2 separate regions of the Homo sapiens genome follow, and region 2 is linked to region 1. Evidence: chromatin contacts called from ENCODE Hi-C or POLR2A ChIA-PET data. All regions are on one chromosome and are shown on one strand. Each heading gives the region's core, a stretch centred on a gene start or an enhancer-like site at or near the end of the contact. The rest is flanking DNA. Distances are from core to core; before and after follow the strand shown.

Region 1 (3,299 bases), core at 280-2,779:
GAAAGGGAGAGAAAAGTAACTCTACGGTGGAGAAACCCAACAAACATTACCTCCAGCCAGGTATCACAATGACAAGTGATAAATCATGTTGACAGTATGTACTCTTGATATGATGTGTGATAAAAATGGCACTTTACCTCTAGTCTTCATCTCAAAGCCACATAATCTCAGGCTAATCATGATAAAAACATCATACAAATCCTAACTGGGGCACACTCTCCAGAACACCTGACCAATATTCTTCAAAACTGTCAATGTTATCAAAACCAAGGGAAGTCTGGGAAACTGTCACAGCCAAGAGGAGCCTAAAGAGACAAACCCATTAAATGTAAGTAATGTGGCATCCTGGATGAGATTCCGGAACAGAAAAAAAGACATTATGTAAAAATGAAAGAAATCAGAAATAAAGTACGAAATTTACTTAATAATAATGTATCCATATTGATTCACTAATAGTGACAAATGTACCTTTCTTATATGAGACGTTAAGAGAGAATACTGGTGCCGGGTATATGGGAACTCTGTTTATCATCACAAAACTTTTATAAATCTAAAACTGTTTTAAAGTAGAAAGTTTACTCGGTGCAGTGACTCACACTTGTAATCCCAGCAGTTTGGGAGGCCGAGGTGGAAGGATGGCTTGAGCCCAGTAGTTTGAGACTAGCCTGAGCAACATAGTGAGACCCCCATCTCTACAAAAAATTAAAAAAAAAAAAGTTACTCTGGCGTCTGAGGTGGGAGGATTGCTTAAGCCCAGGAGGCTAAGGCTGCAGTGAGCCGTAATTGCACCATTGCACTCCAGCCTGGGTGACAGAATGAGACCCTCTCAAAGGAGAAAGAAAGAGAGAGAGAGAGAGAGAAAAGAGTGAAAAAGAAAAAGAAAGCAAGAAAAGAAAAGAAAAGCCAGGTGTGGTGGCTCATACCTGTAATCCCAACACTTTGGGAGGCCGAGACCTGTGGATGACTTTGAGTCAGGAGTTCAAGACCAGCCTATGGTGAAACCCCGTCTTTATCAAAAATGCAAAAATTAGCCGGGAGTGGTGCTGCAGCCTGTAGTCCCAGCTACTTCAGAGGCTGAGGCAGGAGGATAGCTTGAGCCTAGGAGGTGGAGGCTGCAGTGAGCCCTGATTGTGCCACTGCACTCCCGCGTGAGTGACAGACTGAGAACTTGTCTCAAAAACAAACAAAAAAACACACATTCTCCCTAAAAAATAAAAAATATAAATAAATAAATAAATAAATAAATAAATAAATAAGTAAATATTCATTTAGGAAACCACACCCACACCTCCACGTTCTGGGCTAGTGCTCAGAGGCGTCCTCGCAAGCCTCAGGCACACGCGGATGGCCAGGATCCCCAGCAGGTCTCTGGAGCAGAGTTCGCCACCCATCGCTCCAGGCACTGCTGAGGGGTGCGGTTCCCACCCGCCCGGTGCCAAACGTGACTCTCACTCACTTCCACTTCCAAGGGCAAGGCCACACAGCAGGGAATTGCCATAATTCGCCTGAGGGAGTGGAGGAGACTTGGAGGAAGGATTCTCGTTCCGATGCCGCAGGTGTGGTGCCCGGGCTTGGCTCTCCTGCCGCCTTGCGGGGCGGGCGCGGCCTCCTGGGTGAGCGTTGCGAGCTCGGACCTCCACCGGCAGAAGCTCCGCGCTTGCGGGCCGCGCTGCCGCCAGGCTTCGGCTTTCGCAAGAGAAGCCAGGCCCGCCACACTGCAAGTGCAGTCGCGCAGCTTCTATTAATAAATGGGGACCACTCTGTCCATTTGTTTAAGAAAAGTCTGCGCTGGCTAAAGGAAAGAAACCCATCTGCCGGCCGAGACTGCTGAGGAGGAGGCGCTGCCAGGGCTCCCGGGGCCAAGGCTATTCATTTAAAACCCAGGAAGAGGGGGCGAGGTGGGGTGGGAATTGGATAGTGAGCTGCGCTGTCCACTATGTGAACACATTAGCCTCGCGGGACATGTGGTTCTTTAAATTGGAATTAATAAAAATTAAATACAATTTAAAATGGGCTTCCTCAGTCGCACTGGGCACATTTTAAGCGCTCAGCAGCCCTTGCCATCACTGTGGAAAGCTTCACTGGGCAGCACCGCTAAGTACAAGGAGATATTGCGACAATTGGCAAAATTTGAATGCAAAGCCGGTATATGTTTACAGATTGAAACCACTGTATCCATGTTTTTTCCTTTTTTTGTTTTTTGAGACAGGGCTCTTGCTCTGTCGGGCAGGCTGGAGTGCAGTGGCTACACTCACTGCAGCCTTGACCTCCTGGCTTCAAGCGACCCTCCCTCCTCAGCCTCCCAAGAAGCTGGGATCACAGGCACTGCTCCACCATGCCTGGCTAATTTTTTCATTTTTTTTTTTTGTAGAGACAGATCTTGCTATTTTGTCCAGGCTGTTCTCGAACTCCTGGGCTCGAGTGATCCTGCAGCCTCGGCCTCCCGAAGTGCTGCATTACAGACATGAGCCAACGCCCAGCCATGTTTCCTAATTTTGATCCCTGTCCTGTAGTTACATAAAATAATGTCTTTGTTCTCAGGAAGCATAGGTGGAAATATTTAGGGGTAAATGGGACATGATGTCTGCAACTTAGTTTCAAATAGTTCAGAAAAAAAAATGTAGATACATAGAATGATAAAGCAAATGTGGCAAATTATTAACACTGGTGAGTCTGGGTGCTATTCTTGCAACTTTTCTGTAAATTTAAAATTATTTCGAATGTGAGGATTAAAAAAGGAAAAATGAAGAAACAAAAACTCCAGAGAAGCTAAGTTAAAGAGTTGAAGTTAAGGAAACACTAAGAATGTATCCCAAGTGGCAGCCCTCACTCTGGGTAGGGACTTCTCATCTGACAGCATACTTCCATGGGCTTAATTGCCCACATAATTATCCCCACCCATACCCCTGGTGGTCCTTTGGAATTCTCACTGCCCTCATGGTGCCTTTTTACATACTCGCAGGGCAAAGCTTCCCAAATTCCAGGACACTCCATTCTTTGTTTTCAAGACCCAGCTCTAGACCCCATTCCCTGAACTTCAGTAATCAGTGTTTCACCTGGAAGAGACTCGTCAGAGCAGTATATATATATATATATATATGTGTTCCCAGCTGCAGCTGAAACAGTTTTCATGCATTGAGTAAAACTGTGTGGTGCACCTGAGGGGCGTTCTTGGTACTGGGATGCCTCAACCTACCCATCTAAGGATCACTGCTCTAAGAATTTTTAAAACTGGTTTGTGCTTACATCCTTATGTATAATTTTACTTAAAGGTGTGACTGTAATAATAGACATGGATT
Region 2 (3,299 bases), core at 424-2,923, 89 kb before region 1:
GACAGCTCTGTTTTCCACGTCATAATAATGGAAGTCATATATTTTCCATGGCTGTCTCATTTGGTTACCCAGCTCTGCAGAAATGGACTAAATGGAATTTAAAATGTGGGTCTTTTCTTGACAGTGTTGTTAGTGACCTGAGGGATAAGTGCTCCAGCATCTTCTAGAACCACCAGAAGTGAAAGAATAGATATTGCAAGTGTAGGCAAATAAACCTCAACGTAATTTACATGCCTGTGGGACAGGCCCTTCACAATCCTGTCTTTCCAACAAGCCCGGGGGGACAGGGATGCCTTTTTAGGATGGGTTCAGATTTGGAACGATCTCTTGACAAATCTGCTAGAGGATGCTAGAGGAGCTTTCATTTAAGGTGAAACTTCCGCTTTCTCATTGTATTGGTGAGAATTCTCTTGGTTGCCAGGGAGAGTCAACCTAACCCAGCCTGAGTAAAACAGAGAATTGGTTCGTATAACTAACCATAAGAAGACGAATCTGGTCAGACTCAACTGATTCCGAGGCTTCTTGCAATGCTATCTTCTTTTCTGCTCCCTCCACCTCTCCCGAGATTAGCAACTCCAAGAAAAGGATTGGCTTGGTATCAACAGTTCCAGCAATAATTCTGTAGTTATTCTCACTAAGTCAGGTGCCCATCCTTAAAATGGCTACAGGCTTGGGTCAGTGGTCCATTCCTGAAGATGAGAGTGGGGTCTGCTCCATCAAACCACAGGACTGAGATTGGGTAGGGCCTGACTCCACGAAAGAAAATTGTGTTTCAGCTTCAAAAGAAGAAGGGATGGATGCAAGATGCCATAGCTAGCCTATGTGGGACCCTTGTGAGTTGGAAACAGGCACCCCCTCCAGGCTGATGCAGACCTATGCCCCCACTTCTTGGGGAGCAGATGGCACCTTTGACCTGCCTTCCTCTGGGCAGAAGAAAACCCACACCTAGGACAGATAGTTGAGTGAGCAGAACTAAAGGTGGATATTGACTCAATTGACTCCTTGGCAGGACAACATTGTGCTGTGTGACAGACACCTGAACACTGTAAGTGGTGGCACTGGTGGGCAGGAAAACCAACATATGTCCTCCACATCCACCCCCAACCATTCTAAAATAGATGCCTTACCCCAAGTTTTCTTGCCTGACGTGCTTAAACTGTGGCTTATTCATTAGAACGTGCACATCAGCCATTTTACAACTAAATGTTTGCTCAAACTTGGGTGTGTGATGTTAACCCATAGAGGGAGCACTGGGATGGAAAAGTCCAGACCTGGGGCCCAGGAGGCCTGGGATTGATTGCAGCTCTGTGTTTACTATGAGGGCATACTTGCTGTAGTCCTGAGGCTTTTTTAGATATCAGCTTCCTCATTTGTAGGATAAGGGGACCCTTCCCAAAATCCTTCCTTCCTACTCAAGGTCCAGATTAGAAGGAGGCCTGTGGTTTGGGGGTCTTTCTTTTCTCCCAGTTTCCCACTGTTTGTGCCAACAAGTATAATTCTACCTCCAGCCCCCTTCCCCCAGCTGGTCTCCTCAGAAGAAGTTGGTGAAGTTGGTGGTTTTACCGCATTTAGTCGGTTTTACCGCATTTAGTTGGTGGTTTTACCGCATTCACAACAAGAAGTTGTGAAGTTGCTGGTTTTACCGCATTTAGTCACATTTGATCACCTCCAGCTCCCCCTTCAGCAGGTTGTAATTTCCCTCCCAAAAGACATTGGTGATACACAAACCCCCTTTTGCCTGTTAGGCAAATTAGCACCCACTCACCAACCTGGGCCCCTGCAGAAGCTGGCTGGGGACAAACACAATGCATTTGAAAGACCTGAAAATGCAAAGCTCAGCAGTGGCTGACTTCTGTCCCGTGAGGGTCAGGCCCTCTCAGCCTGAGCAGAGGGAGGGCCATTAAACAGGGGCATCTGCAGCAGAGGAAGGGACCCTGCCCTGTAAACCCAACGTTTCCTGCTGCAGGGGGCCCCTGCCAGTGCTGAGAATAGACTTACAGGGAAGAAGTATTCTTCATCATCTTATATGCGGGCACTTAACAGCCTCTTTGCATTTGCCAACCACAAATTCTAGCGCCAAGCACAGAACCCCACACATATCCTATCTCCTCTGTTAGTCTATCAGAACCAAATTTCCTTTTAGGTCATTGTGCCTGGCCCCCGCCACTTTGGCCTGCAATAGTGAGGGCAGAGTGACTAGGTTCATCTCTGCCAGAGCTGCTGGGGGAGGGCTTGGGGACCATGTAAAATGTTCTTTGGGGTGAGTTAGTCTGCTTCTATCTTACCACTCACAGTCAAATTGGTCTTCCAAGGCCTAGAGACTCTGAGTGGGGTTAATCAATGCCTATGGGTGCCACTGGGTGCCACTAGTGGAATATTTTGGGGTCCAAACAACCAGTCATACACATAAAAAAGACCTGTTAATAATTTCTGCTTTATCATTCAGTGTCTTTGGGAGTTCAGAGCATACACAGGGAAATATAATAATGCTGATGCCTATATTTATAGAATACCATTCTGTCCTCATAGCGCTTTTATAGCGTGGATAGTTTAGTAGTTAAATGCTTGAAGTAAATCTTGACTCCTCCAAAGACTAAGAAAACTTCAGTACATTACTTAACATCCTGGAGCCTCTGTTTGCTTCTCTGTAAAATGCAAGATAATAACAGCCTTTACCTTTACAAGTCTGGGGAGAGTTAATTGCAGTGGTCTATGTTAAGCTCTCAACACATGGTCAGACATAGAATGATGGTTCAATACATGTTAGTGACTACTTTTTTTTTTTTTTTTTTTTTTTTGAGACAAAGTTTTGCTCTTGTTGCCCAGGCTGGAGTGCAGTGGCGCAATCTCAGCTCTCCAAAACCTCCACCTCCTGGGTTCAAGCGATTCTCCTGCCTCAGCCTCCCTAGTATCTGGGATTACAGGCGCCCACCACCATGCCCAGCTAATTTTTGTATTTTTAATAAGGACAGGGTTTTGCTATGTTGGCCAGGCTGGTCTTGAACTCCTGACCTCAGGTGATCTGCCCACCTCGGCCTCCCAAAGTGCTGGGATTATAGGCGTGAGCCACCACACCCAGCCATGACTACTATTATTATCCATGAACTCATTTGACTATAAGAATGACTTGTTGTGAAGTTGGTTGGACTGGGATATTTTCCTCTTCTGATAAGTGAGGAAAGTGAGATCAGAAAGTAAAAAGCAAGCATGGGGCCAGAGGAAGCGAAGGAGAGAGAGAGGGGCTCATAGGATTGGGAGATGGCTAACACGAGCAAGGAGCATCTAAGGGGACAGGCCCA

The links. Hi-C counts contacts between places; a loop is a spot of excess contacts on that map. ChIA-PET counts read pairs that join two places held with the same protein, here RNA polymerase II (POLR2A). Pooled maps may share reads with other maps.
Region 2: a pooled map shows a loop between it and region 1 (9-fold over the local background). The contact joins two enhancer-like sites. A Hi-C loop is called at or near these places in 1 of 37 single-sample maps with no recorded cell type and 1 of 50 pooled maps. POLR2A ChIA-PET finds 5 or more read pairs at or near these places in 5 of 52 experiments (BJ, GM12878, OCI-LY7 and 2 more).

The regions. Positions count from the first base shown.
Region 1 is chr3:23,670,326-23,673,624 of GRCh38, reverse strand. All of the region lies in intron 1 of LOC124909353 (a long non-coding RNA gene), which reads right to left. Among named protein-coding and RNA genes, the nearest start is that of UBE2E1, 130 kb to the left of the region's middle. RefSeq lists enhancers at 1,122-1,621, 1,622-2,123. Within about 2 kb of position 1,529, at least 2 of the 41 ENCODE cell types and tissues checked have a DNase peak (open chromatin) inside an H3K27ac peak, as active enhancers do.
Region 2 is chr3:23,759,570-23,762,868 of GRCh38, reverse strand. No RefSeq gene overlaps it. Among named protein-coding and RNA genes, the nearest start is that of UBE2E1, 45 kb to the left of the region's middle. RefSeq lists enhancers at 1,349-1,468, 1,569-1,618, 1,203-1,839, 1,840-2,476, 2,989-3,158. Within about 2 kb of position 1,673, at least 4 of the 41 ENCODE cell types and tissues checked have a DNase peak (open chromatin) inside an H3K27ac peak, as active enhancers do.